7 separate regions of the Mus musculus genome follow, and regions 2, 3, 4, 5, 6 and 7 are each linked to region 1. The links are chromatin loops, found by intact Hi-C in ENCODE. Cell type or tissue: heart. All regions are shown on one strand. Links, peaks and the distances in the headings refer to the core of each region. The heading gives the core; the rest is flanking DNA. Region 1 has its middle 6.6 kb from the start of Nxph3. Region 2 overlaps Gm11520 (predicted gene 11520). Region 3 holds the start of Dlx3 (distal-less homeobox 3). Region 4 has its middle 13 kb from the start of Slc35b1. Region 5 holds the start of Gm11515 (a long non-coding RNA gene). Region 6 holds the start of Slc35b1 (solute carrier family 35, member B1). Region 7 overlaps Itga3 (integrin alpha 3).

Region 1 (4,479 bases), core at 325-4,324:
CACCTGTCTCTGCCTCCCGAGTGCTGGGATTAAAGGCGTGTGCCACCACGTCCGGCCTCAGTCCTCTCAATATGTAAAATGTGGCAGTAGTGAGACCTGCCTTCTTGGCTTGGTCAGACAGATCGTAAACTGCAGACAGTGTTTCCTAATCTGACTTGGCAAGCCCCACACAGTAGAAAGACAACTCCACGGGCCTACCCACTGGTTGCATTCCCAAACTCTGACTTCCTCTTGCTTGGGGGTGAGGATGGTAAAAAAGGTTGATGGGAGGACAGACCTGGCATCATACCCCAACCCCAACCCTGGGAATAGCAGTGGAGTCCCGCAGCCTGCCCTGGAGTGTATTGGATAGAGAGGAGGGGCAGAGAGCAGGGACAAAGTTGGCATGGCGATCATCATGAGGGGAAATATGAGTCTTTCATGAGGCAGAACACAGGAGGCCCCACTCATCAACTGTGACATGCATGATTTTGCATCCCAGTCTTGCGAAGTCAGTACTCACTGGGGTCTAGCTTAGCAGGAGTGAGGAGACTCTGAGCTTCCCACCAGCTGCAGGACTCTGGCAGGCAGGGGCTAAGTTTGCATGAAGTGGGTGTTGGCAGCCACACTCCCATGGTGACCCAGGGCTATCAGAGGCAGAAGAGCCAGGTCCAAGTGACGGTGTCCTTCCTGCTGCCTCTCCCCTGGTCCTCGGCTTACAGCAGCCTCCTGGACTGGAGTCCTTTTTAGGCTGTGACCATTCCTAAGCTTATCTACCTTTGTCCTATGTAGCACTGTCGTCAAATCTCTCCGGGCTGTGTGCTGAAATATGTGTGTGTCTTCAACTTGACATAGACTTGGGGTCATCTGAGAAGAGGAAAGAAGTTGAGAAAACATTTCTATCAGACTGGTGGCCTGGAAGCAAGTCTGGGGTCGGGGGGGGGGGAACATTTTCTTGATAATGATTGATATAAGAGGGCCCTCCGCTCACTCTGGGTGGAGCCACCCCTGGGCAGGGGGTCCTGAGAGGTACAAAAGCTGAGCGTGAGTCTGGGGAACAAGTCACTGTAAGCAACATCCCTCCGTGGCCTCTGCTTGAGCTCCTGCATCCATCTCTTGGTGATGGACTGAGACCCAGAGGGTTAAATAAAATAGACCTTTCCTCCCCAGGTTGCTTTTGATCATGGTGGTATCACATCAAGCTAGGACAGGCTGGAATTACCAGAAACAGAACAATGGCGACCCCAAACAATATATATGGGCAAAAAAAACCTGGAAATCCTTCCCTTTGAGGCCCTAGTATCTTTGACTACCACCCACCTCCCTGCCCCTTGCTGGGGCCCCTAAACTCCCTCTGCCAGGTCTTGGAAGGGATTTGGAATCTGATGATCCTAGATGTCATCCGAGCAATAGAAGCCCCAGTCAAGGCTACTCTGGGGAGCCCTCGTGATCCCAGGATCCAATAGGAAGTGTCTGCTGCTTCCCATGGCCATCATTCAAGAGTGCCCAGCAGGACCCCACCCAGAAGGGCTTCTCAGCTTGCTGGCATAAGCGCGCCAATATGCAGGCGCAGTTATTCTTCCTTTGCTCGCCAGGCGTCGCTACAGGCCTAGAAATGGAAGGTGCAGCCAAGCGTTCTGCACTCCTGGGGAGTGGCCCCCGGAATTGTTGAAGCTCCTGGACAGGCCTGGCAGGTAACAAGAATGGGATCTGTGCGAGGAGCTGACACTTGGCGTTTTGACAATCGTGTTCAGCAGGGGTCCAAAGAATCTTAAGCCCCTGAATTCAGGCCGGTGTAGCTGATACCCATGAGGCAAATTCGACGGCCCTGGAGACTGGAGAGCTTGCGGAACCTGGGCACCCTGCATCGCCTCCGTGCACAGAGGAAGCAATAATCCTCGCCGCAGATGACCCATTTCACCATGATGACCTTGAGGCAGTTTTGCGAGATGTACGACCTGCCTCCGTCCATCCACCGTCTTTCCCTGTGACCAACTACTGACAACACTGCCTCCCTGTGAGCTTTTAGCACAACAGGACAATTGGAAATCTGTGCTTGGGTAACAAGTCTGAATATTCCAATAGCTAGTAATCGTTGAGCACGTCTGCCCGACATAGTTATTACACCACGAAGAGCACAAAGGTGAAATAACCTACCCAAGATGGTGAACAAATTCAAGCTAGGGACTAGGTGATCGGTCTCCGGAGCTCAAAAGCACTACACCCCCATTCATACCATTTTTGGGGACATGTAGGGCACAGGAGTTCAGGGAACCTAAGCTGACCTCGAACTAGGTATGCACCTGAGCATGATTTTGAACTTTTGATCCTCCTGCTTTCACCTCCTAAGATGATGGCCGTCCATTTTTTCAGTCTATGAGAGGCACTAGGCAGGCACTGAGCTGTCGCGGGCGGCAAGAGGGCGTTGCCTTCCCCGGGCCGCCCACCAGGTGGCGCGCCGACGCCACTCGTATCCTCGCACCACACCCGCGCTCCGTCTCACCATCGCCCCCTGTAAGGTTCTCGTTAACCATGGTGACTTGGGTCCAGCCGACAGGTGGCTGAGGGGTTTGCCACTGAAGGTAGTGCCAGGTGTTGGCGCCTGGCCAGATGCCTATTTTCTTCCTTTCACTCTTCATCTCCCAAGACGCTGAAATGTAACCGGAAGGAGCCCCAGCGCTCCTTTTGTTCAGTTTACAAAGCACTTTCAACCAGCTACATCCAGACACAGACAAAGACCGGGAGAGAGAAGCTGAAGCTCTCCACATCCTCCAGACGCCGTGATCCAGGAAGAGGAAAGACCAACTACTAAGATGGTGGGGGGTGGGCCTCAGAGCCAGGAACCTAACAAGAGCAAATAGACTATGCTTTTTCCAGTAAAAGGTCCCTTCGGGTGGTGAAGGCTTAGAAGCACTTGAAGTAACACGTAACACACACACGCGAAGGCACACACACATTCACATGCACGCATGCACGCGCACACACACACACACACACACACACACACACACACACACACACACCCTGGGACCTAAAACATGAACTTGGTACCTTAGCAGTCTCCCTCAGAGCATTCTAAGTCAAAGGTCCACCACTGAGTAATGAAAGGTCTCTTGTTTTCATTACTTCCTACAAAACAGATTCTGTGGCCCTACTGTGCACCAGCCCTGTCACTGTGCACTTGGTTAGCAATCCCCACTCTCGCTCAGATGAGCCTCCAGGCTCACACACGTACTGGTCTGCCCTCTGCAGGATGCTCTCCAGTGTCATCTGTTTTCACAATGCCTGGGCCCCAAGTACCCACAGGCTCGTCCCACACTTGTGTTCCCTAAGCCAGAGAGCTGGGGGTCAATTTGAACTTAGACACCTTTCTCTTAGACCCCTTTCAGAGCCACCCTCTCCTGTCCCCATTGCCCCTTCCGCACAGCCCCAAGTCTCTGACCTACCACCACTGCCTGGCTCCTCCAATTCACTCAACTCTCAGCTCTACCTCTCACAAAGACCGGGGTGCTCTTCTTGGTGCTGACTCCATAGTCACCCACAGCAACCCTCACACCCCTCTACTCCCACCCCCCACCCCCATCTCCCCTTCCCTTGAGCCCTTCTCCCTGTCTTCGCCACACTCGTGTCTTCTCCAGCTCCTCTTACTAAGGCTTCCTAGGCTCAGGAGATTAATACTCCATCCGTTTGCCTAGAAGACCAACCTCAACCCTCAGGCAGCCCCAGGCCCTCCCATCCTTTGGGCTCCAGGTAAATTAGGACCCGTCTCCTCTTGGAACTTGTGCTGTGTGCTAGCATCGCAGAGTCTGGGCCTTCCCCCTGCTGTCTTCCACATCTTCCCCCACCCCCACCCCACCCCACATTCTCCATGCAAATGAGGAACGCAGTTGCCGGTCCAGAAACACACTGCACACCGGCCAGGACCGGACATAAAAGTAGACACTTGATAACTATTCATGGAACAAATGACTCTTTCATCCGGGCCCCTCAGAACCCCACTCCTGGGCTCTCTTTTATCTGTGACTTTTCCTCGAACGGCTTCATCTGCCTAGAAGGCTCTTTCCTTCCCCCATGGCTCCACACTTTTCCACTCATCTCCCAGGGACCCATACTCACCCCCCTATTTAAGTTTGGTTTTCCCCCTGGGCCTCCCTAATGCCCAATACATAAATCTCTATCCGACTCTTTAAAATTGCAAATTGCCGGCTAACCCGGAGAGATTGCTAACAATTATGAGCCAGCCTCGCCTCTCCCTCAGACCACTCCAGACAGTGAGTTTAAGGGCAGCCACTGTCTGCCTGCTTTTCAAAAACAGCTAGAAACTCTTAGCTCCCGCCCATTGGCTGAGGGCAAATCAGGGGCCCCACTGTGCTGTTTGGCTGGTCTGGGGAGGCAAAGAGGGAAACACATATACAGGATCCTTCCAGAAGCAGGCAAGAGGAGGTGTCAGGCAAATGCTGGGCAAGGGACATTTGGGTGCAGAGTGGGCAGGAGGTTCCA
Region 2 (4,479 bases), core at 288-4,287, 200 kb after region 1:
TCTTGAGTTCTATAAGAAAGCAGGCTGAGCAAGCCAGGGGAAGCAAACCAGTAAGAAACATCCCTCCATGGCTTCTGCATCAGCTCCTGCTTCCTGACCTGCTTGAGTTCTAGTCCTGACTTCCTTTGATGATGAACAGCAGTATGGAAGTATAAGCTGAATAAACCCTTTCCTCCCCAACTTGCTTCTTGGTCATGTTGTTTGTGCAGGAATAGAAACCCTGACTAAGACAAATTGGTACCAGCATAGTGGGGTATTCCTGTGACAACATGACCATGTTTGGGGGAGGACTGTGGAAGGACTTTGGAACTTTGGGCTAGAAGATCCATTCGGTGTTAAGAGCTCTGTCAGATGTTGTGTAGGAACTTAGGAGATAATGTTGAGAACAGTGCAGAAGATGGAGGCCTGGCTTGTGAAATTTCAGAGGGAAGATTAAAGACTCTTTTTAGGGCCGTTGCTATTTTGAGCTTGATTATTCTATGGTTCTGGTTAGCTGGGGCTGAAGAATCAGCTGTGATTAACAAGATACCAGAACTACTAAAGTGAACCCTTTGCATTACTGGGACTATTGATGCTGGTTAGCTGGAGCTAAGGAATTGGCGGTGATTAAGAGACCATCGTTGAGGTGACATCTTCTGGGAAGTGTTTTCTAAGAGCACAGAAGCTGTGTTCCAGAGACAGCCAAGATTGTACCTTGTGCTGTGGCTGGGCTTAGTAATATGGAAGAGTTACCCACGTGGTACTGGTTTTGAAGGCATGAAGGGGTCACACAGAGCAGCTGAGGCTAGGCACTGTTAGAGGCCATGGAAGGCCATTGGTGAAGGTGCAGCCTCAGTTGCAATTGATGGCCCAGGACTGAAGGGGTCATGCAAAGGAGTTGAGGTTTGGCACCATGAAGAGAGCCTATGAGAGGCTATTGGTGAAGCCTGGTTACAGTGGAAAACAGCAGCGTTTTGGAGATGCCAGTACCATGAGATGACCACCAAGAACAGCAGCAGCAGTGGAGTACAGGCAGCTGGAGCCTAGAAGACAAGGTGTGTGCTACAAAGGGCAGGGCTGGAAAAGTGACCCAAGCCCTTGGAGGAGCCCAGAAGATCATGAGTTGGATCCCAGACATTGGGTGGATAGAGATTGATTTTTGCTTTTGATTGTGACTGTACCCTGATATTTTTCCCTCTTTAAGGAAGAAAGTATTTTAGTGGAGCCCACAGTTAAGAGACTTTGAATTTTAAAAGATATTGGATATTCTAAAAGTGATTGAACTTTTAATATGTAAAGACTGTGGGACTTTTAAAGTTATTTAGATCTTGGGGATGAATAAGAACTTAGGGTTGAGGCTTACTAGTGATGTGTTTGTGTGTCAAGTTGACAAGGGGTCAATTGTACTGGCTGGTTTTTTGTCAACTTGGCACAGGCTGGAGTTATCACAGAGAAAGGAGCTTCAGTTTGGGGAAATGCCTCCACGAGATCCAGCTGTAAGGCATTTTCTCAGTTAGTGATCAAGGCGGGGGTGGGAGGGTGGGGAGGAGGGGGCTCCCCTTGTGGGTGGTGCCATCTCTGGGCTGGTAGTCTTGGTTCTATAAGAGAGCAGGCTGAGCAAGCCAGGGGAAGCAAGCCAGCAACCAACATCCCTCCATGGCCTCTGCATCAGCTCCTGCTTTCTGTCCAGCTTGAGTTCCAGTCCTGACTTCCTTGGTGATGAACAGTAATATGGAAGTGTAAGCTGAATAAACCCTTTCCTCCCCAACTTGCTTCTTGGTCATGTTGTTTGTGCAGGAATAGAAATCCTGACTAAGATACCCCTTTAGGAGTGATAATGATGGTTTGAATGGCCAAGAACTTTCCCAGTGTCCTGACATAGTGTGGCTCCCAAATTACTGGGCCAGCCTCTGCCACTGTGGACAGAGGGCAGGGCGGAGGGTGGGTGGAGTGCTTTGCCTGGGGTATCAGCTCTACAAATGAAGTTTGGAACAGCCCCAAGACTATAGTCCTTGTTCTCAGATAACTCTATCACATGTGCCCTTCCACCCCCACTGAAATGCTCCACCTGCCCTGCCTCCCTGTAGCAGCTGTGCTTCCCCACCTAAACTAGGGAAGATGTCTGGGTAAGAATTCTGACTCTGCCCAGCTACTTGAGACTTGATCTGATGAGTTTAGGCCACAGTTTTGATGGGAAATTATATCTAATATATCATATATATATATACACATATGTATATATACACACATGTGTATTATACATTATGTATCATATATAATATGTATCCATATATACATACATATATGATATATATATATATATGTATCCTTAATCATTTTCCAGAGGTATTAATGGAAGCCATGCAGAAAGAGGGTCATGATGGTCCCACATGGCCTTTCAGAAGCCCTTCCTTTCGTCCTAAACATATCTTTGGAGAATGTGGCTTGGTGCAGTGACATCTGCTGGCAAGGCTGGGCAGGTAATAAAATGACCAGATGCCCACTCATCTGCATGTAATTTTCAGAGTTATAAAAATGGCATCATAGTAGACCTGGTGGTGTAAGACTGTAATCCCAGCTACTCACAGGCAGAGGCAGGAGGGCAGGTTCAAGGCCTGCTGAGCTATAGAGTAAATTCAAGGGTGCCCTGAGAAGTAGTAGGACCTTGTTGCAAAAACTGAAAAAAAAAAAAAAAAAAAAAAAAGGGCCTAGGCTATGTACTGCTCAGTAGTGGGGTACTTGCCTGGCATTTGTGCGGTGCTAGGTTCAGTCCCCAGTACCATACATACTTCTGAGATTGCACTGCAGCCAGTTGGTTGGTACAAAGCTGAAAGATCAGGCTGGAGAGATGGCTTTAGCTGCTCTGAGCACTTGCTGTTCTTCTAGAGGATCTCAGCTTTGTTCCCAGCATGCATGTTGACTCCAGTTGCTGAGAGCTAATGTCCTCTTCTGGCCTCTGCATGCTGCATGTACTCACAAACAAGTGATATATACTCACATAGACTCATACCACACTCACCTAATATTTTAAAAAAAAATACAGAAAATGGAAGAAAGTAAAGGAACAAAACAACATCTTACAATAAAGCTTTAACAAAGCAGAAAGGTCTAAAGCTGTAGGTTTGAGCCATAAGCTAGTTGGTTCTGAGCAATGAAAGTGCTTCTTCTATTGGTAACCTGCAACTCATGTCAGCCAGTTGATTCTCATCTAAGAACAGTTAGTCACAGAGGAACTTTGTGTAAACACATGGAATGACTCAGGGGGACCCATTTCTAGTCCCCATTTCTGGGAAAGCTTTCCACAAATAAAAAGATTCATATCCTAAAAATGGAAGAAGGCAAAGTCTTTTTTTCTGTTTCTGATTAATTAATTAATTGATATTTACTAAGACAGGGTTTCTCTGTGTAGTCCTGGCTGTCTTGAAACTCTGTACATAAACCAGGCTAGCCTCCAAGTCACAGAGATCTGCCTGCCTCTGCCTCCCAAGTGCTGGGATTAAAGGCCTTTTGTTTGTTTGTTTGTTTTTCATGACAGGGTTTCTCTGTATAGCCCTGACTGTCCTGGAACTCACTCTGTAGACCAGGCTGCCTCAAACTCAGAAATCCGCCTGCCTCTGCCTCCCGAGTGCTGGGATTAAAGGTGTGCACCACCACTGCCCAGCTAAGGCCTTTTTTTTTTTTTCCCAATCTCCTTGAGGTTAACTGGGCTCAGCTAATGCGTCTTCTTCTATTTTTTATTTTAAAGGCTCTTTCAGGTTACCAAGAAAATGTTGTCAACAGAAACATCTCATGGTTCTCACAGTGGATAAGAAGGGTATAGCTTTTTTTTTCCCCAGTCCTGGAGATAGCAACGCACACATGCCAGGCAAACACTTCATCACTGAGATAAGTCCCAGCTGTGACTACAAGCATTTAAGGTGAACCTCCAATCTTGTTGGGGGAGGTGGCGGTGGTGAGATAGAACCGCCTCCCTGCGTCCGTGCACTTTACATAGACTTTCTGCTCAGTTTCACTCTTCGTCTACATCATGTACACTCGGCAGTTCACCAGGGGTGCGAGTGGGAAGCTACAGAGAAACAGAGAGCAGACAGTACTAGAGAAATAATCATGAAGCAAATAGTCCATCCTCTTACTAACAATGCCTCTGTAAATGAACATGGCTTAGCCACCCCACCTGGAATCTCTATTCTTCATTCAAACTCAAAAATCAAAAGTCCAGCTGGGCGGTGGTGGCGCATGCCTTTAATATATCCTTGGAGATTTATTAAAGACTCTGGAGTCAGTGCTCTTAATGACTCCATTCTGGAGGTCCTGAGTTCAAATCCCAGCAACCACATGGTGGCTCACAACCATCTGTAATGAGATCTGACACCCTCTTCTGGTGTGTTTGAAGACAGCTACAGTGTACTCACATATAATAAATAAATAAATCTTTAAAAAAGTCCATTAGAGAAGTTTGAAATGAATAGAATTTTACAAAATGATACACACACAAAGAGA
Region 3 (4,479 bases), core at 305-4,304, 400 kb after region 1:
CTCACACCCAAGCTAGCATCTTTCTTTCCAGTTGGGAAAAAACTCTGTGGCTTAGAATATTCTACTGCCACTGCTGAAGTGCGACCTTACGCCGGTTACTTAACCTCTCTGGCCTCACCTTCCTCTCACTGCAAAATGAAGGCCATGCTAACACCATCATTTGTCTCAAAGGGTCAATATTGGGCTCAAGAAAGTTAAGACACAAGACAACTTAAACGGTCTGTTATACAGCAAGCGCTCAATCAAAGGCGTCCTAAGTGGGAACCGGGCAGTTTGTGATATTTTGCCCACGTTAGAGGCCCTTAGCCAAAGTTCACCGATACACTGGGATAAACACACACCCACACAGGTATCTCTTTCCTCGGCAACATACCCACTCAGCCTCACACAGCCGCCAGACAGTAAAGCTATAAACGCATGCAGATAACACCCAGATAAACACCCACGACATAAACACTCAGGCATGGAGGGGCTCCTAGACTCTGGCTGGGTATGAAGGGTGACCTAGGAACTCAGGGGCAGGTGAACCACAATTCCAGAGTCCCTAAATTTCCCGTGGGGTATCTCCCCCTCCCCTGCTTCTCTCCACTCCATGACTGGTACAAACAATGATTCAGCGCCTCACCAGGTGACCCAGATTCCCGATGGACCAGGCCCCACACAGCCCAGCCACAACCAAAGCCAGCCTGTCAACACCTGTAGGGAGCTCAGCACCCGACATTCCTCCCCAAGAGCAGCAAGGCTGCTTGGGGTTTAGGGACAGGTAAGAGGGTGGAGATGGACTCCCACTTTCTGATTTCTACATCCTTTTAGTGGAGAACCTATCCACTTGGCTACTGGCAAAGGCATTTGGGTGGGAAGCAGGATCATGATGTTTCTATACAAGCATACTTTGTGTGTGTGTTCACACACGCGTGCGTTGTCTAGTGTCTCATCACAGATACTGGCCTTCTGTTTGCAAAATGACCCTTAAAGGACCTCATTCCTTATGTGAATATTCCCTGGAATGTCACATGCATGCCCCACACGTACATACTTAGTCTGGGAGAGAGACAACAGGATCTCCTATGTCCTAAACGTTGCTAAGGGTCTTGGGAGCTGGGAGTTCTGGGGTACAGGGGAGGGCATCTCTCTGTGACACGCCATACACAGTTGCAAAAGTTCACAAAGATGCACACTGCACCCTTCTATGCTCCCTACTGTAACCCTTTCTCTGAAAGCTGAGACTCAAGTCACTGGAAGGGCAGGCAAGAGTTCCTGCAGCGAGCTGCCGGGCAGGGGCAGGGCAAAGGGGTGCTTCATGGGCCAGCCAGGCTCAGGGGTACCTAGGGAATCCCAGATCCCTCCTGAGACCCTGGAGCGTTCAGTACCAACCTGTGTTTGTGTGAGGCCCAGCTGTGCAGCTAGCTCGGCGCGCTCAGGCAAGGCCAGATACTGGGCTTTCTGGAAACGGCGCTGCAGGGCAGCCAGCTGATAGCTGGAGTAGATCGTTCGCGGCTTTCGGACCTTTTTGGGCTTGCCGTTCACCATGCGAACCTCGGCTTCCGGCTCCTCTTTCACCGACACTGTAGGGGAAAAACACCAGTTTAGTCTCAGCCTGCGACCACCGCGTTCTCCAAGATTTCCCACCGTCGGACGCCGCACCCTCCGGCCCACTGATCTCCCCGGGACTTCTTGGAGGAGCGTAGTGCCGCCCGCGCCCGGGGAGGAACCGCAGCGACCCAGCCGGACCGGCGGCCGCCCACGACGCGGCGCTCCCAGCTCGGCACCCGGGGCCTCGGAGCGCCGACTCCGGCGCCAGCAACCGACTGGGCGAGGACCGCGCGGCTCGCTCACGACGCCTTCCCGGCTCAGCCACTCTTCTCTGGTGACCCACCTAGCCGCGGTGGCGTCTCCCACTTCTTGTCCCCCCTCCTCCCCATCTCCTTTTAATACGCTTTCTAGTTCAGGATCATTTGTTTCAGGAAAAAATTTGCAAGGACAGTACAAGCGTTTTCTCTGTCTCTTTTCCCTTTCTCTCTGTTTTCTTTTTCTTCCTTCCCTCTTCTTTCCTCCTTTTTCTTTCTTTCCTCCCCGCCCTTTCTTCATTTCCTCTGTTGCTTTCTGCTGTGCGCTTTATCTTACCGCCCCCCCCACATTTCTTTCTCGCCGTCCCCACTTCTCTCTCCGCATCTCTACTTCCCAGTCTCTCCTCCATTTCTGGGACTTCTTTGGGTCTTTCTCCACAAGCCTTTCACTACTCCGGGTTTCCCCTGACGGCATCCAAAAGAAGGGCCCTGGAACCTCCAGTCCTCGCTGACTCCCCTCCAGCTCTCGGCGACCGTCTTTCGTCTCCGGCTCAAGTGCCAGCGGGATGGCAGCATTGAAGGCCCCCATGATCACTCAGAAGGAGCTCCCGGTGGCTCCAGCTGCCCTGGAATCTCCAAGAGACCGCGGCGCACAGTGCGCGCCTCTTCGGAGTGTCGTTCACCCCTCTGGAGGTCATCTAACCCGGTCTCCTCTAATCTCCAACGCTTCCATTTCTTAACCTCGAGTTTCCCTAGATTTCAGCTCCTATTCCCAGACTTCCTCTTGCTTGGGAACCTTAGAGTCCCTCGCACCCTCTCCACAACCCGGGCATCCTCACCTGGGTCCTGGGCAGGCAAAGGCTGCTCCCGGTACGCTCCGTACTGCCTATAGGATCCCCCGTAGGTATATTCCGACTTGGGCGAGTAAGCGCCGGTGCCTGCGAGCCCATTGAGATTGAACTGGTGGTGGTAGGTGTAGGGGTTCACCGTCTGGCCGTAGGGCTGGCCCGAGTAGTAGTCATGCTGAGGAGCGCTGTAATAGCCCAGGTCAGTGACTGTAGATTCGGGCAGGGTGGGCGAGTCCTTGGAGCCCGCATGGCAGCTGAGCGAGCTGGAGATGTCGGTGAGGATGCTGCTGAGCTTGCGATCGAAGGAGCCGCTCATGCTGGCGAGCGCCGCAACACCCCGGGCCTCCTCCGAGGAGCGCCGAACGGGCGGAGGAGCCCAGGTGGGGGTGTGTGTCCAGAGGGCGAGGGCAGGACGCGGTCGCGTCTGGGGGAGGGGGTGGCCGAGGGGCGCTTAGACCATCGCCGGCTGTCGGTCAGTCGCTGCGTGCCTCTCTCCGCGTCCCAAGCCACAGTCAAATGCTGCCAGCTCCGCCCGGCCAGCCGGTTATAGACTCAATGTTGGAGTCGCCGAGGGAGGCTCCTGCGCGCTGATTGGCTGCAAGTCTTGCCTTCGAGGCAAAACACGCTCGCGCTTTCTCACTGGCTCCCCCAACCCTCTCAACCCTCTTTGTTGTTACCCCTAATACACACACACACACACACACACACACACACACACACACACACACTCCCCCCAGCGCCACTGTGTTCCTCCTATGCTCTACCTCCGATAAATCCCCCAAATGTGCGGAGGGGTTGGCTGTGCGGAGCCCCCAGGATCTACTAATCGGTCTGTTTTAGTGGCCAGGGGTGGGCTTAGGTGAGATGAGGAAGGAGGGGAATTTACCCATTGGGTGTTTGTGGAAGGAGGTGGTCCTTAATGATGTATGTGTGGTCTATGCAAATGACAGACAGAAAGTGGCAAAGACCCAGGGTCCATGAAAATATTTTGATCACTTTTAAAATTGGAAAAAAAGGTTGGACTATATAAATATATTATATTTTTGTTTTGTTTTGTTTTGTTTTTTGTTGTTTTTTTTCGAGACAGGGTTTCTCCGTATGGCCCTGGCTTAATATGTTATCTTAATGACACTGCAGATGTGAAATATAAAATTTTAAATTCTGAAGGAAGAGTCTCACCAAGCAAGAACACCTTGGGCCTGCAAGTCCCTACTGGAGCAAGGCTGTATGGATTTAGGGGCTGCTTTAGAAGACAGAGGTACCCCCAGCTATATGTGTGCCCTTTCATGAATGGAAGAGCCACGAGGCAGTCAGTCCCTATGAGGCTGGCTTTCTGTGTTCTTCAGGAAGTCTGGAGGCAGGGTCCACTCAGTCTGGGACAGCTCTTAGGAGCACAGACTTTGTTAGGGGTGAAAGATCTATGTTACATCTTCCGCAAAATACACAAAATACAGTGTGTGCAAGAGTGCCCGTGAGAACCTGTGTGCATGAGAGTGTGTCTCTGTATGTAGTGTGAGGCAGTGGAAGTGTAGGGTCCTGAATGACCGACCTGTGAGCTGGGTATGCCCAAATGTGCATAGATACATGCTCAGATCCATCTATCTCCAATAGACAGGAGCCATGTACTTCACTCAATTTCTTCTGTCCATGGAGGCCCCAATGAAGATGTTTCTCACCTTGGAGCAATCTCCAACCCCCCTAGTCTTGTCTGGCTCTCAAAGTCCAGTTCCCGGGTAATATTTACTGTTCTGGGTGCCAATCTCATTTCTCTATTGCATCTCCACTTCTGCTCCCAAACCTATCCTTGGAGGAAGGAGGCTTCTCCCAATTTTAATTCTTATTTC
Region 4 (4,479 bases), core at 187-4,186, 120 kb after region 1:
GGAGAAGAAGCTTTTAAGCTCTGACCCGCTCGACTGCTTGCTATGCAGTGGGCACTCCGGTGTGTAGGCAGTGGGTGGCAGCAGCTGCCAGACACCTTCCCCTGAGGATGTATCAGTTGGTACCAAAAGCCTACATAGACTCTTTCTCATCTCTATGCAGGCGGCTGCAGGTCCTGGAGGAAAGCCAGGACGTCCACCGTGAGCCCCTGCCTTCTTCCCCAGCCCCCATCCTCCCAGAATAAGAAGGGCTTAGCCGGAGAGCCCGCTGGAGAATGGAACTGATGGTTCTTAGACATATTTTCCAGCTGTCACACCTGCTAACATGAGAACTCACACGTGTATGCACACACGCACACTCAGCAATAAATTCAGTGTCAGGCTATTGTGTCCCATCTGTTCCATGCCCAAAGCAAAGGCAGTAAGAACTTCTATCAGCAAACTGTTACTCCTTGTCTCCTGCCTTTTTACCCCCTCCCTTCTTGCTTCCTTTCTCTTTCATAAGCATCCTTCCTTCTTACTCTTTCACAAGCGTTTGTTGAACACTTACAGTGAGCTGGTCAGTCTTGCAGTTAAAACCCATAGAAGCTCTACATTGATAGTAGGCTCTGATGGAACTGCTATAGGAAAGGTGATGCCCGACTGGCAGCCTAGGGCATACCTGACCAAAAGGCATGTCTACTTTAAGCCAGCAAAGAATCAAACAAAAACCTGGGAAAGTTCTTGAAAACAGGGACCATTTCTATTCTCTTCTTCTCCTTGTCCACCTCCTCCTCCACCCCTCTCTTTCCTTTCCTTTCTTTAAGGTAGGGCCTCATGTAGTTTCATGCTGACCTTGAACTCACGATATAACTGAGAATGAGCTCGAATTTAGGGTCTTCTTCTATCTTCCAAGTGCTGGGATTACTGGCATGTACCCCCACGCCTGGTGTTTGGAAATGCTGGGGTTCGAACCCAGGGCTTCACCCATGTTAGGCAAGCAGCTTATCAACTGAACTACATCCACTGCCTTCCATCTTCTCTTGAAATGGCAAACGTCATTGAATGGAGGAGGTGAAGAGCTACCGAATCCTCTAGGTGGTACCCGCATTTCAGTCTGTCACAGACAATTTCATCCCGACCCCCCAGCACCCCCAAAACTGATTTAAACCTGTTACTTCATCTCATGTGTATTCTCCGCAGTGACTGGGCAGGTGTGTCAGGATTCAGGACCCTTAACATGAAAGCCATCAGAAAATCTGAGAGGGAACAGTTTGAGGAAGACAGATCCATCAACCCTTGAACGGAGTCCAAATATTTTGTTATATATTTACTTGTCTCATCCCTCCTCCCGTGGGAATCATAGGGGAAGGGTTCCAGGCAGCCTTCTGCTCCACATAGCACATTTCCACGGTCTGTCTCAGTACATACCACTGCAGTGTGCTGAGTGAGCAGAGTGGCTAAACGAACCAAATGGAAAAAGGGATTGGAACGCTGGGCACAAAGGCATGACAGTAAATATCATACAGGGGAAGCTACAAATAGTCCCTGGTGAATGGGAGAGCTGGGAGTGTGAGGTGGGTGGGATGGAGCAGGCTGGAAGTAGCAGGAGTTGACGGAGGCAAAATAGACACCAATGGGATCCTGAAGGGCTTTTTAAGCTGCGTCGAGAAGGTAACTCTGGAACCTTGGAAGTGATTTCAGAGCCAAGTGACAGGATCAGGTTCTTAATCCACAGAAATAGCTCTGGCAGGGTGTTGGGGTGAGACGTGAGCTCCAGGAGGAGGACTGAAGCAACAAATAGAGCCTTCAATTCGATGTCCCCACCTTTCCTTTCCTGAAGCCCCCAGCAACTCCTCTGAAGAATCTCATCTAGGAGAGTGGTGCCCCCTGCTGATAAGGTCTGGTACTGCACTTCCCCAGGCCACCAGGGAAACAACAAATCTGGCCCGGAACAAAACATACCTTGAGCACAGAACTGAGATTTGAATGAAAATGAGAATGCCTCCTTGGGAGGAGAGGGGCCCATAAGAACATTTTGGATAATGTCCAATGCCAGATAAAATATAGAATGCTAGCTAAATTGGAATACAGAGACATATACCAAAAATGTGTTGTTTATCTGAGACTCAACGTGAGATAAGCAGCCTGTATTTTTATTCATTAAACCTGGCAGCCCTGGAGAGTATATGGAGAGTCCAGGAGGAAAGTGGGAATCCAACCGGATGGGCTGCTGTGATTGGTATCCATGCCCTCAACCTCATTGTCCATCTATACAGCCTCTGGAAACAATTACCATATCACACAGTGCTGCCTAGTTAGTTATACTGCTCTGCTTGGGAAACCACTGTGTGTGTGTGTGTGTGTGTGTGTGTGTGTGTGTGTGTGTGTGTGTGTGTGTCTGTGTGTCTGTGTGTGTCTGTGTGTGTGTGTGTGTGTCTGTGTCTGTCTGTGTCTGTGTGTCTGTGTCTGTGTGTGTGTGTTTTGAGACAAAGTCTCTCTCTATATAGCCTGGGCTGGCCTCGAACTCACAAAGATCTGCCTGCTTCGGCCTCCCGAGTGCTGGGATTAAAGGCGTGCAGCACCGTGCCTGGCTAGGAAGTCCCTTTGAATTAACAGGTTATGTGATTATGATGGATCTTGTGTATGGAGCCCCCAGTGAATCTGAAGGGAGCATGGACCCTTTCCCATAACTTGCTCGCTCTCGCTCTCTCGCTCTCTCGCTCTCTCTACCTCTACCTCTATCTCTATCTCCCACATCGAGTTCCCAGCCTTCAATTACAGAATGCCTGCAGGCCTGTGGTCACATTGTGGCAATTCTAGGATTCTAGGTAGAAAGCAAGACATCTAGTCAGACATAAGTTACAACGTGGCACCTTTGCTAGCTCTGAATGTCCAGATGCCGCAATCAAAACTGAGAGTGGGCCGAAGCACACATGTCCTTTGCGTTGGCGTATGGCTTGAAGCATTTCCCTTTTTTACCTTTCCCAGAAATCACAGGGAGTCTGCCCATTTTTGGATGAAAAAGGCGAGCTTCAGGGGCAGCAGAAGCAGTGACCTGCACTTGAGAGCTTGTGTCTCTGTGGACAGGAGCCAACTGAACTGCTATCAGCTTCTCATGCCTCTGAGGCTCCTGGTGGCCCTTCACACCAACAGAACCACTCAAGGTTTCAAGTTCCTCTGGGTCCCCTCCCCACCTTCCCTGCCAGTGGCAGACTTTGGCACATGCTATAGGCCTGAGGATCATGCCTGTCAGATGGCTTAAACAAGGCAGTGGCTTCTCTCCAGAATATTCTGGATGACACAAGGGAGCCCTGTGACTGAAGCCAGTCCAAACATATTGGAGGGAGGTCTCAGGAAGAACCAGAGGAGGTTCCTTGCAGCCCTTCTTGAAAAGCTCCCGCAGCCCCCACAGCCTACCCTCCAGCTGGCCGCCTAGAGGGGCTGAGGCCAGGGGAGGTGATTCAAGGCCCCCAGATTGCTCTGAGTTATGGACACTTTCATCTCAGGTCGCTTTCTTGTTTTCTTTTCTTTTCTTAAATTTTTTTTCAGCCCACTTGACCTTGAGTCCCTGCTGGGTTGAGTGCCCTGTGGAACATGGCCCCTAAATTGTAAGGGATTTTGGTTTTCCAGCTCTTTGACTTGAACTGAGGGCTTCACCAATGCTAGCTAGGTAAGTGCTCTGTCACTGAGCTCCACTCCGGCCTTTTCTAACGTTTGCTCTGAGACAGGGTCTTGGGAAGTTGCCTAGGCTGGCCTTGGACTTGCAATCTTCTTACCTCTGTCCCACTCAGTAGCTAGGATTACCAGGAGTGAGCCACTGTACTAGCTCAAACTGGGAATTACACCACATGAAGACTCCTAGTAAGATACCCTGCAATATCTAATCAGAGACTATGTTTATTTATACAGTACTGGGGATTGAACCTGAGGCTCTGCCACTGAGCTATATCCCCAGTGTCCCTGCTACCCTTTGTCCTTGTCCTGTGAGACAGGATCTCATGTAGCCAAGGTTGACCTCAAACCTGCTGTTTAGTTAAGATGACCTTGAATTTCTGGTCCTCCTACCTTCATCTCCTACAGAATGCTGGGGATACAGGCATGTTCTGCCATGTCTGGTTTTGTTCTATGCTGGCAATCTCATGGACTTCATGCACGCTCAGGTGAGAAATCTCCTGAGCGAAACTACATCCCCAGCGTCATTCATGAGTTCAGTAAAAATTTTGAGAGTCTCATGTAGCCCAGGCTAATCTTGAACTCTGCTAGCCCAGGCTAATCTTGAACTCTGCTAGCCCAGGCTAATCTTGAACTCTTTGAGGAGCCAAGGATAATCTTGAATTCCTGATCCTCTTGTCTCCAACTCTCAAATGCTAGGATTCCAGGCAAGGTAACTATGCCCTGTACTCTCTCCTTCCCCATTTTTTTTTTTTTTTTTTTTTTGAGCCAGGCTCTCATTAACTTGCCCAGGAGAATCTTGATTTTGCAACCCACCATAGCCTCACT
Region 5 (4,479 bases), core at 119-4,118, 260 kb after region 1:
ACCTGTGGTGCGCTGCAATAGGGGTTGTTTCAGAATACTAGGACATGCTAAAATGCAGATTCCCTGGTTCAGGCCAGGCTGAACATCTTTTACAGATGTGCAAACAGGCAGGTCAGACTCGCTATAGGCTAGCCTGAGGATCCCAGCATGGGCTCTGGAATAGGAGGTAGCCTTCCCACCATAGGCACAGATAGATTAACTTTAGTCTGTGAGGAGTCTCTCCTCCTCTCTCCTCTCTCCGCTACAGGAGGGAAGTTTAGTGATGGGGCCATAATTTGGACCTCCACACTCTGCCCTGACTCTCTTGAATTACACCCACCCTGGTGTATATTTTTCTTGATGGCACCTGACTTTAAAGAGATGTGTTTGAGGAAGTTTGAGAAAAGGAGAGGAACCCAGAGAAGCCCCCAGACTTCCTCTCTCTCTCTCTCCTCTCTCTCAAGTATGTGGGTACTCTGTCTTCAGACACACCAGAAGAGGGCATCGAATCCCATTACAGATGGTTGTGAGCCACCGTGTGGTTCCTGGGAATTGAACTCAGGACCTCTGGAAGAGCAGATGGTGTTCCTAACTGCTGAGCCATCTCTCCAGCCCCTGTGAGGAGTTTCTGAGCCTCAGTTTCCCTGTCTGCAAACTTGCTACGGTGCAAGCAGTTCATGAATGACTGCGTAAATCGTTCACAGGCACAGCAGACGCCCGAGCCTCGGCATTGGTCTCGAGGTTCTCCACCTCGCCGGTGAAGGAACCACAGTGCATGGGTCAGGATGTGGTGGGCGCACTGTGTGGACACAGCGGGGAGGCACTGGGCAGATGAGAGGGTGGAGGGAAGAAGAGAGAGAAAACCCCAAAGGTCCGGAAGACCAAGAGGGAGGCGGGGCACCAGCTGGAAACCGCGGCTATTTGCAGCATCGCCCTCGGTTTGCGGTCAGGCTGAGGCTGGAAGGCCGGACGACCGGGATCGCAGCCCCGCCCGGTGCCCTCGGCCACCCGGGCGGGCGAGGCCCTAGCCGGCGAGTCCCCTTCGCTGCAATGTTGAGGCGGGTGGACTGGGACGCCGAAGCCAGATGGATGACAAGGCCACCGGAGGACAGACCGCTCTGTCCTCGTAGGGTAAGGGAAACGCAGGGTGGGTGGCAGATTCCGGTTGAGGTCGGACCCGGGGGTAGGCGGGGCCCCGGCAGGATGGGACTTCGGTACTAGCGCAGTCGGGCACGATCGGGCGAGCAGCGCCCTCCAGCGGTCGAGCCGAGCAGTGCCCCCGACTGGCCGAACCGGGGCAGCGCCCTCTATCGGCTGAGGCCGGCAGCAACCCTCACCGACTCAGGAGGGCAGATTGAGCTCCGGAACAACTGCACGTGGGCGGCCCGGGTCCCGGGCGGCGCTCTGGCCGCGGGGCGGGTCGCGGCAGCGGAGAGGCTCCCTGGGCGCCGGGTGGGCGCGAAGGATTGCTAAAGGCTGCGGTTTGGCCAGGATTGCGGAGCCGAGAAGAAAAAGATGCAAGCGGACAGGGATGAAAAAAGAAAAAGCCGAGGGAGAAAAGGGAAACACTAGATGCCGCGGGCGAGCTGCGGGCAGGAAGCCGACGCTTCCGCGCACCCACTCGGCCAGAGGAGGGGGTCGTGGGCCCTTTAGAGGCCGGCTCCCGGAGGCCAGGCGCCACGGGTGGCAGAGTCGGGATTCGAACCTGGGTCTGCATTCGGCTCTTGTTTCGTTCACCTCCTAGATCAAGGAAACGGAATGGGGGGAGGAGGGGGGAAGCGATGACGGGGCTGGGAGGGGCTCGGGTGAGAGGTCTTGGCTGCCCCGTGGAGACACTTGCGGAAGAAGGCCAGATGTTAAGGACTGATCTAGGGACGCCGCTGGACCCTGCTTCCGTCCTACCAGCGCCCCCACGTGGAAGCTTTTGACCGACTCATCGCCCCTCCCAGAGCGCCGCGTGCCCGCGAGTTGGGACCGGGGTGCAGGGTTCTGATGATGTTCTGTTCTTTGCATAGAAGAACAGTAGGTTCCTTCCAGTGGCGGGGGAGTAAAGTGGCTCAGGTCACCCGAGAGCCCAGACCTGGAGCAACAAATAAAAACCCCGTGCTTGGACCCCTCCATTGCAATAGCTTGGACATATATATTCATTCATTCTCTCCCCTTTCCTTCCCCCATCCTCCCTCTCCCCTTCCCCCCTCTTTCTCTCACCTTACTGTTCCCCCTCATTGGCCATGAATTTATTGAACGTCTACTTTGACATAGCAGGGCATCTACAGAAGAGCAGGCACACTGGGCAAAAGGCTCCATCTCTATCCTCACTGGTCCTTACAGTCAGAGTTGGGGTGGACAGATATTTACCCACATTTCCACTACTGAACCCAAATCTCTCATGTTCTTGGCATCTTTAGCCTGTTAGGCTGTTGGCCTCTAGCCCTGGTTTCCCATATCTCTGGCAGGGTCCAGATTAAATTTCCTGAAAGTGTTGCCATATCTACTGCTAGCAAATCAGGATTTGGTGTTATTGTTACTGTTGTTTGGGTTTTGGCGTTCGTTTGTTTTGTTTTGTTCTATTAACCTTTTATTTTACGTGTATGGGTGTTTTGTCTCCACTGTGTCTGCAGAGTGTGGAGGTTCAAATTATGGCCCCATCACTAAACTTCCCTTGCTGTAGGAGAGACAGAGACAGAGACAGAGAGGGGGGGAGAGAGAGAGAGAGAGCACGCTCGAGAGAGAGCACACTTGTAGGGAGTAAGAAGATAACACGAGAATTTTTGTGCAGCGTTTGTTTAGCTCGCTGTCAGCATATAATAAATGGCAGCAATTATTGCTGTTAATAATATAATTAAACGACAACATCCATCTACATTCCCTGGGAAAGCCCAGATTAAGGAAAGTCATGGGGCATTCCCTGATGTTTCACCATTCAGTTGCTTCTTAAAATATGGCAGCTAGGTGCCTGCCATCAGACTGGGTCTCCCTGTATGGAGTGTCTTCCTTAGACAAAATTCAGCATCCTGGATCTTAAAGGGTGGGCACAGGAAGGGTGGTGAAGATGGGATGTTAGGAGTTCTGGGTTCTAGAACTGCCCCTTGCCTCCAGGGGAACAGAGGAGCCTTTCTGAAGTGCTCACTTCTCCCAGCGCCTGCAAACAGTAAACCCTCGGGTCTGACCCCATTAGTGAGGGGAGAGAAGCTCTGTTTAAAACCAGTCTTCTCTTCCTGGAGCCTGGTCTGAGTGCTGCGGTGGAGTGAACTGCTAATTGAAAATGTTGATAATGCGTTGCCCCTGGTCTGCGGAATAGAGCCTCCCTCCAGTTCCCGCCGTCTGCAAAACAGCTTGCTGCTCTCAAAAGGCTCTAGCATGGAAACAGTGCCTAGGAGGGGGGAATCAGGATGGCCGGTCTCAAGGGGCACCTGGGCTAGCCTTAGAGGACATACTTTGTCCTGCTATCCCTGACCATGACCTTGGACATCTAAGCCACCCAAACTAGAGAGGGCAACTGGAGATGAGGAGATGCCCCTGGTCCCAGTCCTAGATCTGCCCAATCCTTCTATTGTCTGTGGTGAACATGAGGCCAGTGTGGGTAGCTTGGGGCAGATGAGGACAGCTTGGGGTTGGGAGAAAACTCCATTTCTGATGTCCAAGCACTTAGGATCGAAGCAGAGGTGACTCTAGACATCAAGATGTCCTGAGTTCCCTGGGCCTAGCAGGACTGGAGCTGGGACCTAGGCTCTGCCATTTCACGTGGGCCTGATCCCTGTTCCTCCGTTCTGACCCTGAAGATACAGACAGCCAAGGGTTATTTCATACCCCGTCTCCACTCAGCCTTCAAGGACTACGTAATGTCAATCTTTATCTTTTTGTTGTTGTTGTTGTTTTCGAGACAGGGTTTCTCTGTATAGCCCTGGCTGTCCTGGAACTCACTTTTGTAGACCAGGCTGGCCTCGAACTCAGAAATCCACCTGCCTCTGCCTCCCGAGTGCTGGGATTAAAGGTGTGCGCCACCACGCCCGTCTCAATCTTTATCTTTTAAAACTTTTTAAAAATATATTTTATTTTACGTGTATGGGTGTTTTTGTCTACATCTTTATGCAACACTTGTATGTCTGGTGCACATGGTGGCCAGAGCAGACATCAGATATCCTGGGACTGGAGTTAAAGAGGCTGTGAATCACCATCGAGTGCTTGGAATCCAATCATCGTCCCTTGGAGGAGCAGTCTTTGAGACAGTCTCACTCTGTAGCCCAGGTTGGCCCTTCCTGGAACTCACCATGTAGACCAGGCTGGCCTCAGAAATCTGCTGGCCTCTGCCTCCTGAGTGCTGGGATTAAAGGCGTGCACCACCACTGCCTGGCCAGGCTGGCCTTGAATTTTGAATCCTTCTGTTTCTGTCGCACTAGTGCTACAACTATGAGTATGCTCTATTCTGCCCAGCTGAGCATCATTTAAAAAAAAAAAAAAAAGTTCACGAACAAGGATCTGGGGCTTGCCTGGGCCATG
Region 6 (4,479 bases), core at 133-4,132, 140 kb after region 1:
ATAGTTTCAAGTAGCCCAGGCTGGCTTTGAACTGGATACACTGCTACAGCAGAACATGATCATGAGCCTCTGATTCTGACCCTCCAGCCTCTACCTCCCAAGTACAAGGACTGCAGGCAGGCATGTGACACCATGCCTCGCTCATGCAGTGTTGGGGATGGAACCCAGGTCTTCACGCATGCTAAGCCAGCTCTACTAACTGAGCTCACTCCCTAGCCTTCTAGGATTGTTTCCTTTAAGTCACAGACCTGAGGGGAAGAGGAGGGAAGATCCCCTTAGTCCTGTCCACACAATTTCTGAGCCAACTCTCATCTCACCCTGAGGTTTCACCTGAGTTGGATAGTTGACAAACTGCAGGGCTGAGTTGCTGGAGACCATGGCACCCACATAGGAGACAGAACAGGCAGCATAGAGCCAGGTCCGAGTGCGATCCACCCTGGCAGTGTCAAAAAACTGGATCACTGGGAGAAGACAAAAAATAAAACAAAAACAAACAAAACATACAAGAGAAACCCGGTGGGGCAAGGATGGACCACTAAGCAAAAAGTTGAGGCCATAGGAAAGGAACTTGCCTGTCAAGTAAGACCGCTATTTCTATCCTCTTAAGCTGGGAAATCTCTGAAAATTATTCATCGTCCCAGTTCCCCTTAAGCCTAACACAACCACATGCTGAGTGGAGGGAGAGATTCACTGAGTTCAAGAAAGGATGGCTTAACTCTACTGACAGGAACAAAGACATGTTTGAAGCTGACACACAAAGCGAAGTCAAAGGGATAAAGGGGAAAATGTTCTAAGGGCTTTCAATGGGGATTTGGAATATAGACGGCCCAGTCGTCTCCAACTAAAAAGTTGGTATAATTTAGAGGCCTAATATTTTAATCTCATTTCACAGCCATTGGTTTTACAGTCTGTAGAGAAGCTGTTTAAATACTCAAGGGTGTGGAGGTAGGGAAAACTTTGATTTTTAAAGATGAATCCACGTCTATGCCCAGAATATGGGAGGAAGGAGAGTGAGCCCAACAAATTACTATGAGGTACTCACAGATCTTGGCAAACATAGCATTGATCACACACTGGATGAAAACCAAAGTTAAGGCAAAGGTGAATGTCTCCTGTTTGGGTCCTTCTCCATACTTCCCTCTTGTGCTAAGACGAAACACATAAAAAAGCAATTAGTGTGTGCTACTCGGTGGCATCAAGTATGTTCAGATCCACTGAGAGCTTTGGAAGTATCATGCTTTTGTGGGTGTAGTTAGAGTTAGGAAGGATTACTGAGCTCATTTACCCAAAGGAGACGATTTGATTTAAGCCTAAAAACTAAGTCTAAACAGTAGACGCCAACCTACTGCTACCATAGCCTAAGGAAAAAATATCCGTAAAGGACACAGGTAGGAGAAAAAAAAAAAGTCAAGACAGCTGAACAAAAGTATCCCCCGTAGGAGAAAAAAAAAAAAAAAAGGCAAGACCCAGAGCAAGAAGATTAACGGTCTGCAAACACCTCGGGGCTTTCTAAAAATAAAATAAAATAAGACCTGGCTCAGGTCACGGAGCACTCTTGGAATCAACAAAAGTAAAAATATCTAAAGGGAAAAAAAAAATCGCGTTCTAAAACTCCAGAGGCCGGCCCTGAAATTTTAGAATTACAAGGATGCTCAGCTAGCAATGTATAATAGCAGGGTGCAAAAAAAGGTCAGAGGGCCGAGCCGGAGAAGAGAAAACCCTGTACCAGACACAGGAAGCCTGAAGACTAGACCGTAAAATGGATGGTGGAGACTGAATTCCGGCCCTGGCTGGGGGATGCTAGGAGTCCTGCCCCCTCAAGGGTCTGCTCACATCTTCTCCTGCAGGATCCCATAGTAGAAATAGCAGACAAAGACACCCAAGAAGCAGAGCGGCAGGCGCAGCCGATCAGGCACCAGGGATCTACTAGCGGCCATGAGACGCACGGACGAGTCGGCCGAAGATCCGTTCAGAGCAGGTAGCGGTACCGGCGGCGAAGGCGAAAGCTCCAGGCGGACATCGCCGGCCGGCGGCAGGGACCTCATAGGAGCTGCGTGCGACCGCCGGCTCGTAGGCCGGAGCAGCTACCTCCAGATATGCCAGCTCAGAGCTTCCGAGAGGGAAATGCCTCCTGCCCCGGCAGGAGCGTTCTAGGAAAGAAGGAAGGCTTTAAGATCTTGGCTCCATTCCTGGTGGCCAGGAAAGCCAGCCATATCGAGGTTATTGTCTCCTCTTTTAGGTTTTTCCGATCAGGCAACGCCGAGGACATCTACAAGCTGGAGCTCGGTGGGGAGGCCTAGGCGATTACGCGGCGTATAGTGATGACGTATAAGTATGTGGATGTTATCAATTGGCTCCGCAGAGCGAAAATAGACAGATGGGCGGAGAAAGAGGCGGTGAGGCCAGAAGAGAATTAAAGGCTTTTTTTTTTTTTTGCAGTTGGCTGTCAGGCCTCGGCTGGGTCCTAACGCCAAGAACGCTTCATAGAGCCGTAGCGCCCTCTAGCCGCTGCCCAACGTTAGCGACTCCAACCCTGTCTACCCTGTGTTCAAGACCTGGCTAAGAAGTCCAGGTCCTCTTCTTTGGGCAGGGAGCCACCGGGCAGGCTCTGTGATAGGTCAGGGCTCTTATCACTTAGAGGCAGCACATCACGTGTTGCTTAAATTCCGAGCTACAGTTTTCTCGCTCTGCAAACGAGGGGTAATTAGTAATAACCACCCTGTCACTCATTGAACGGTGTGAGGATTAAATGAGCTAAGGTTTACCAAAGTGTTTTATAAACTGTTAAGTGTGCTGTGCAAGTTTGGAGTATTAGTCATCATATTTTCTCAACTCTAATCGTATTTCCTCACCTCTTCGAGGTGAAAAATTCAATTTATTGAAATGCCTTTTAAAAAACAACAAAAGACATAATCACATGTAGCGCAGGCTGTCCTCGAATCTGCTATGTAGAATAATGTTGAATTTACAATCCTTTTCTCTTTACCTCCCTTCCGAGTGTTTTTTTTTTTTTTTTTTTTTTTTTGGTTTTTCGAGACAGGTTTCTCTGTGTAGCCCTGGCTGTCCTGGAACTCACTCTGTAGACCTGGCTGACCTCGAACTCAGAAATCTGCCTGCCTCAGCCTCCCAAGTGCTGGGATTAAAGGAGTGCGCCACCACTGCCTGGCTCCCTTCCAACTTCTTAAGTAAATTTTCTTCAAGACCTTCCAACTCTCCAATGAAGCAACACACACACACACACACACACACCACACCACACCACACCACACCACACCTCTTCCTATTTTTGGTCTCATCCATGGACTTCTCCCTGATTTAACAGTTGGGTCTTCACCTGCTTTGCTAGAATTGCAAAAGCAAGACTTAACACCAGGTCACCAAGTCCCCTACCTAATAACAGTCCCAATTGTCAAGCAGTTGTGGGTCTTGGGTTGCTTTCCTCTAAGCAGGCTTGCTCCTTTGGCACGTCCTCAGGCAAAGGAAGGAAAGGCAGGCAGCACCACACCCATCACTGGGGACCTGACTCACTAAGGCTTTGGGGACAAGCCAGACATCTTTCAAGGCTAGGAGGACTAAGAGAAAATAGGGTCTGTCCCTTTCCTGGTGTCTCCTTCTGGGAGTCACTATACGTTTACTTTCTTGGCCTTTGGTTTATTCTAGTGAATCAGCAGACAGACACTTCCAGGGAACCAAACAGTGAGTCTGGATTCCACTTCTGCCTTTTATTTTCCAACTGGGACCTCAAACAATTCACTTGACCTGGGTTGAGTTTCCCCATGTGTTTTTTATTTTTTTCCAAGACAGGATTTCACTGGCTGTCCTGGAACTCTCTGTAGACAGGCTGGCCTTGAACTCAAGAGCTCCACCTGCCTCTGCCTCCTAAGTGCTGGAATTAAAGATGTGTGCGGTTGCCGCCGCCACCACCTGGCTGAGTCTCCTCAGGTGAGATCAATGGTGATAACCAGCAGGGGGGTTCTTTGGTTAGGAAGCACCAGCTGTGAAGTGGGTCAGGGTGCCAATCCTTACTCCCTGACTTGGTACAGTCTTTTTAGAAAAAGCTGTTTGGATATTCCTTCACTCACAGAATGGTTCTTCTCTCACCCCAACGGTTGTCATATTTTCTTTTTTTTTTTTTTTTTTTTTTTTAAAAGATTTTATTTATTTATATGTAAGTACACTGTAGCTGTCTTCAGACATTCCAGAAGAGGGAGTCAGATCTCGGATGGTTGTGAGCCACCATGTGGTTGCTGGGATTTGAACTGCGGACCTTCGGAAGAGCAGTTGGGTGCTCTTACCCACTGAGCCATCTCACCAGCCCGGTTGTCATATTTTCAATGACATTCTCTTACATCTTCTCATTTGGTTTGCTGGTGATAGTACTTGGGATAGCCTGACCTGCGCTCGGGGGATGGGGGGTGGGCGTTCCTGAAGTCTTCTGAGACAGATATGATTGCACCACTGTATTCCCCCCAGTAGAAT
Region 7 (4,479 bases), core at 126-4,125, 470 kb after region 1:
CCCAGTAGAATCAAGATTCTTAATTAACCAATCAGATTTATGTATCAATAATATCACAATTTACAAGATGCTAATACATTAATTTTAGAGCCTGTAATGCTTCCTCCAGGTGATCAGACAACCTCTCCTTACCTCCAGGGGAGTCTGCACTAATATACACATATCCCCACACAGCACACACATGCATATACACAATTTAATATTAAATTCTAACATTTAAAATGTAAAACCTGTTGGGCATGGTGGCACACACCTTTAGCCCCAGTGCTATGGAGGCAGAGGCAGGTGAATCTCTGTGACTTTGAGGCCAGCCTGGTCTACAAAGCAAAGTCCAGGCCAGCTAGGGTGGTTACACAAAGAAACCCTGTCTAAAAAACCCTTTAGCTGGGCATACTGGTGTATACCTTTAAATTTCAGCACTCTGGATGCTGAGGCAGGAGGATCATTGTGAGTTCCAGGCCAACCAAGGCTACACAATATTGAGACCCTGTCTCAAAAACAAACAAACAAATTAAACAAAAAACCTTAAAAGTCAAAGAAATAAAAACAACAAAGAAGAGCTGTCTGCCCATCTGATTGGAAAATACTAAAAAGAGACATGCCATCCGGCGATGCTCAGTGGCAGGAAACACTGCTGACGGGAGTCTAAATTGGTGGCTCCTTTGTGGAGGTGAATTTGTCAATAGTCATTAAAATTTAAAGCACGCATTCCCTTTGATCTGGCACATGCTCATATATTTCAAGAGCTAACAGGACAAGTATACAAAGATAAATAAAAATGTGAGGGTATTTTAGAGCATTGTTAATAAGAGAAGGGAATTGGAAAGGCTCTAAATGTCTGTCAGTAGGAGATTGGCTCAATAAAATGTGGTCCATTTCTACAATGACTGCGTGTGCGGTCCTCAGAAGAGATCAGATTGGCCTTTATCAATTGAGGCAGAAAGATGATGTTATTCATAAAAAACTTGGGGAAGATGAAGCTGGCAGAAGTGTGCATGTAGTGTGATTCCATCAGTGTGGACCAGGTGTATTAAAAATATGGAGATGGCTTGGGAGGGGACACAGATGCATGCCTATAATCTCAACATGTGGGAGGCTGAGAGAGGATTAAAAGTTTGAGGCCAGCCTGGGCTAACATAACAAGACCCTCTCCCCAAAATAGAAAAGTTCAGTACAGAGATTTACTCTGCACTTCTGTCATTCATTCATTCATTCATTCATCCATTCACTCACTCACTCACTCACTCACTCATTCATTCATTCATGGGACAGGCTCACTCTGTGTAGCTCAGGCTGTCCTGGAACTCCCTAAGTAGACCAGGCTGGCCTCTAACTCATGGAGATCCACCTGCCCCTGCCTCCCAATGCTAGGATCAAAGGCCACGCCAGCTTGTTTGTTTGTTCTTTGGAGATAGGGGCCGCCTGTCATGCAGGCTGGCCTTGAACTTCTGATCCTCTTTCCTCCTGCTGGGATCATCAGCGTACACTAACCACTGTTCATTGTGGAAACAGTCTTTTCCAGAGCACAGAATTACTGGAGACCCTTAATTTTCTCCGTTACCTTTTTTTTTTTTTTGAATCAAAATAATGTTAAAAGAAGTGAAAAATCAAGCATAGTCATGTAGAGAACTTTGACTCCAAACACTGGAATTGCAAACGTTCCAAACCGGGAACTTTTTGAGCCACAAATAAAACAAAATCCCAAACTTGAAACACTTAAGATCCAAAGCATCAGAAGGCTATTTAACCTATACACACACATGCATACGGGAACATAATGACCACACACATGCCACCACAGAGGGGAAAAACCATGCCAATTGCTATGCGTTGTTTGTGTTTATAATAACTATGAAGAGCTCGCCATGTAACAGGTGCCACTCGGAGCAGTCCCCCCATGCTAACCACCATTTAATCCTGTCCAATTGCCCTTGAGGTAGGAAATTAGCATTCCCAGATTACAGACAATAACAGAGAGGTTGAGTAACTCGTTCAAGGCCACTCAGCCAGTGTGAATAGCAACGCTGGGCATGAGCTCAAGTAGCCCAACTTCCCAACGCATGCTTTTGGCCATGGCTATACTGTAAAATAACTGCAAATAGTCTCTACAGAGCACATGAAAGAACTAGAGAGAGATGAAATTACTATACTAGCCCACAGTCACACAACTTATCAGGAACAGAGTTGGCACGCAAGTCTAAATGTGTGTGTGTGTCACAAACTCAGACATCAGGCTGCCTACCAGATCTAAACCTGCCCCTGTGGCCAAATCTTTGTCTAAGACCTGCTGGTGTCCATGAGTACTGCGGGGGCTTTTTAACTCTTTGACTGCCCCCTAGTGGCTGTAGGTCAAATGACAGGAACATGGGCTGGGCAGAGACTGAGAAAATGGCCAAATGTGGGGTCTCAGCAGGCTAACCCAGCACTTGTCTCTCCTCTGCAGTTCTCTGTGGACATTGACTCAGAGCTGGTGGAGGAGCTGCCGGCTGAGATTGAGCTGTGGTTGGTGCTTGTGGCCGTGGGTGCTGGGTTGCTGCTGCTGGGGCTCATCATCCTCCTCTTGTGGAAGGTAGAACCTCCCAGCCTACTGGGGCTTCCCACTTCAGACCCGCCAGTGCCAGCACTGCTCACCCAACCTCCCTCCATCCCGTGGCTCTGCATCCCATTCCTCATCTCCATCCCAGATACTCCCTGCCCCTCCCCATAGCTTCCAGTCCCACCCATGCCCCAGGGAGCTGCAGGCTGCAAAGGGGAATAGGGGCTCTGGTATCTGGCTATCCAGGAAGCTGGGCTCAGGACTTAGCTTTCCAGGTTCCTCAGTTCTAAGCCCCAGCTCCCCAAGTGCTGATGGCCAGGTCTACCAGCAACCCTGATGGCCACCCCCACCTCCTCCCTCCAGTGCGGCTTCTTCAAGCGAGCCCGCACTCGTGCCCTGTATGAAGCTAAGAGGCAGAAGGCTGAGATGAAGAGCCAGCCGTCAGAGACAGAAAGGCTGACCGACGACTACTGAGGGGTCAGCCCCCCTGCCCCGGCCCACCCGGGTAACATGGCCTATGAATCTCCTCTCCAAATCCCCAGCTGCCTGGGGCCTCTGATTCTGTCCTGTCTGCTCCTCTTGCCTTGGGGTCTGCTTGGATCTCAACTTGTCTACCACCCCAAAGTGCAGGCCATTCTGGTTTTCCCCCGTGCCCCCACATCCACCTGGCTCTCAGGAGCTTAAAATCCCAAGAGTATGCTGGGAAATCCTCCCAATGAGCGTGCTGCTTTCTGGAGGACTGGAAAAGAGAAATAGTCAAGGCTAGACCCTGTCTCTGTCTGATCACCAGGCATGGCCACAGTTACTCTAAGTCCTCTCTCCTCCCACAAGCAAGGAGGGGGCCAAGGGAGGCCAATCTCTTTTGTCTTGAGTCCCACCATCTCCCTAGGATAACTGTCTTACCCACTTCTAGTACTGGCCATTGAGACCACCGCATCTTCCTGGTCCACAATCTCTGCAGCCGCTTAGTCTCCACTGCCTCTGCTCTCCTCTGTGTCTTCCTCAGCCCTTCCTTCCTCTGGGCCTGGGGTGGGGATGTTCATCTGCCCATTTCATACTGAAGTTGGGATGTTGGAGTTATGGCCTGCTGTAAGGACCATAGGGGTGGGGGCGGTGGAGGTGGGGGGTGCAGACCTTCTCCTGCTTGAATTCTGGATACTGACACAATTTCTCTTCTGCCTAAACCCCAGTGTGACTTCTTTAAGCCGACCCGCTACTACCGGATTATGCCCAAGTACCATGCAGTGCGTATCCGGGAGGAGGACCGCTACCCACCTCCAGGGAGCACGCTACCCACCAAGAAGCACTGGGTCACCAGCTGGCAGATTCGGGACCGATACTACTGATGCCCTCCCCGACAAACCTTCCGGCGCTCCCTTCCTTCCTATTTATCATAAATTATGACTCCGACAGTCCAAAGGGGGCCACGCCCTTGGCTGGCACCAGCAGGCTCAGGCATCTATCCCTCTTCAGTGCAGGCATGTTTTCTGGGGCCCTGGAATCTCCTTCAAGACCTTGCAATGCTGAGCCCAGCACAGCCCTTGCACAGTGGACACACACACAGGGCCTACTGCTAATGGCCTGCTCTGATATATCATGGAGGGTGCCGTATCCAAGTCTCTGTCTGTGCCAAAACCAAGCCAAAGCGCCTCTACTGGGAGACAGGAGGAAAAGGTCCCTGATGTGGGGACACGGCTCCTCCACACTGAATCCCCCTTGAGCCATTGTCAATGGATGGAGTTTACTGTCCAGAATAAAACTACTGATGCGGAGGAGACAGTCAGGCTCAGCTGCAATTCCTGCCAGGCACTGGAGCGCAGGGCTACACTAAAGGCTACCCAGGGGATGTTCTTACGACCTGCGTGCTCAGACGCAAGAGCAATGAACTAGAAAGCAGGTCGCCGGAATGGGCTTTATGGGTGCATCTCTAAAATCGTGGCTAC

The links. A loop is a pair of places that touch in the nucleus more often than their neighbours do. Peaks named below come from ENCODE experiments on the same cell type or tissue, not always from the same donor. Only the 100,000 strongest peaks of a DNase experiment are listed, where the experiment ranks them.
Region 2: it touches region 1 in a loop (9-fold over the local background); 14 of 42 quality-filtered maps call a loop at or near these places.
Region 3: it touches region 1 in a loop (7-fold over the local background); 30 of 42 quality-filtered maps call a loop at or near these places.
Region 4: a loop joins it to region 1, with 4 times the contacts of the local background. A loop is called at or near these places in 37 of 42 quality-filtered maps.
Region 5: a loop joins it to region 1, with 8 times the contacts of the local background. A loop is called at or near these places in 29 of 42 quality-filtered maps.
Region 6: a loop joins it to region 1, with 5 times the contacts of the local background. A loop is called at or near these places in 37 of 42 quality-filtered maps.
Region 7: a loop joins it to region 1, with 2.7 times the contacts of the local background. A loop is called at or near these places in 3 of 42 quality-filtered maps.

What each region holds. Positions count from the first base shown.
Region 1 is chr11:95,518,880-95,523,358 of GRCm38, reverse strand. No RefSeq gene overlaps it. Among named protein-coding and RNA genes, the nearest start is that of Nxph3, 6.6 kb to the right of the region's middle. In heart, for the core only: CTCF peaks have their summits at 1,569 and 2,459 (motif pointing right); DNase peaks (open chromatin) are centred at 1,518 and 2,528; H3K4me3 peaks cover 1,244 bases; H3K27ac peaks cover 1,267 bases; H3K27me3 peaks cover 1,051 bases.
Region 2 is chr11:95,317,696-95,322,174 of GRCm38, reverse strand. It overlaps Gm11520 (predicted gene 11520), which reads right to left. Exons shown (of 3, transcript NR_155298.1): 2 at 2,723-2,998. Among named protein-coding and RNA genes, the nearest start is that of Gm11520, 9.5 kb to the right of the region's middle. In heart, for the core only: a CTCF peak has its summit at 2,440 (motif pointing left); no DNase peak of the experiment used is centred there.
Region 3 is chr11:95,118,794-95,123,272 of GRCm38, reverse strand. Dlx3 (distal-less homeobox 3) reads right to left here and starts at 3,156. Exons shown (of 3, transcript NM_010055.4): 1 at 2,627-3,156; 2 at 1,375-1,565. The coding sequence starts at 2,951. In heart, for the core only: no CTCF peak of the experiment used is centred there; no DNase peak of the experiment used is centred there; H3K4me3 peaks cover 2,663 bases; H3K27ac peaks cover 1,358 bases; H3K27me3 peaks cover 3,910 bases.
Region 4 is chr11:95,395,420-95,399,898 of GRCm38, reverse strand. No RefSeq gene overlaps it. Among named protein-coding and RNA genes, the nearest start is that of Slc35b1, 13 kb to the right of the region's middle. In heart, for the core only: no CTCF peak of the experiment used is centred there; DNase peaks (open chromatin) are centred at 1,868 and 3,208; H3K27me3 peaks cover 222 bases.
Region 5 is chr11:95,256,070-95,260,548 of GRCm38, reverse strand. It overlaps Gm11515 (a long non-coding RNA gene), which reads left to right and starts at 586. Exons shown (of 3, transcript XR_388972.1): 1 at 586-1,110. In heart, for the core only: a CTCF peak has its summit at 1,913 (motif pointing left); DNase peaks (open chromatin) are centred at 1,158 and 1,858; H3K4me3 peaks cover 1,705 bases; H3K27ac peaks cover 1,639 bases; H3K27me3 peaks cover 713 bases.
Region 6 is chr11:95,382,468-95,386,946 of GRCm38, reverse strand. Slc35b1 (solute carrier family 35, member B1) reads right to left here and starts at 2,091. Exons shown (of 9, transcript NM_016752.3): 1 at 1,834-2,091; 2 at 1,043-1,146; 3 at 331-461. The coding sequence starts at 1,937. In heart, for the core only: a CTCF peak has its summit at 2,517; DNase peaks (open chromatin) are centred at 2,346 and 3,486; H3K4me3 peaks cover 1,863 bases; H3K27ac peaks cover 1,606 bases.
Region 7 is chr11:95,045,011-95,049,489 of GRCm38, reverse strand. It overlaps Itga3 (integrin alpha 3), which reads left to right. Exons shown (of 26, transcript NM_013565.3): 24 at 2,444-2,569; 25 at 2,900-3,041; 26 at 3,727-4,479. The coding sequence ends at 3,010. Among named protein-coding and RNA genes, the nearest start is that of Pdk2, 5.9 kb to the right of the region's middle. In heart, for the core only: a CTCF peak has its summit at 2,321 (motif pointing left); a DNase peak (open chromatin) is centred at 2,329; H3K27ac peaks cover 1,065 bases; H3K27me3 peaks cover 374 bases.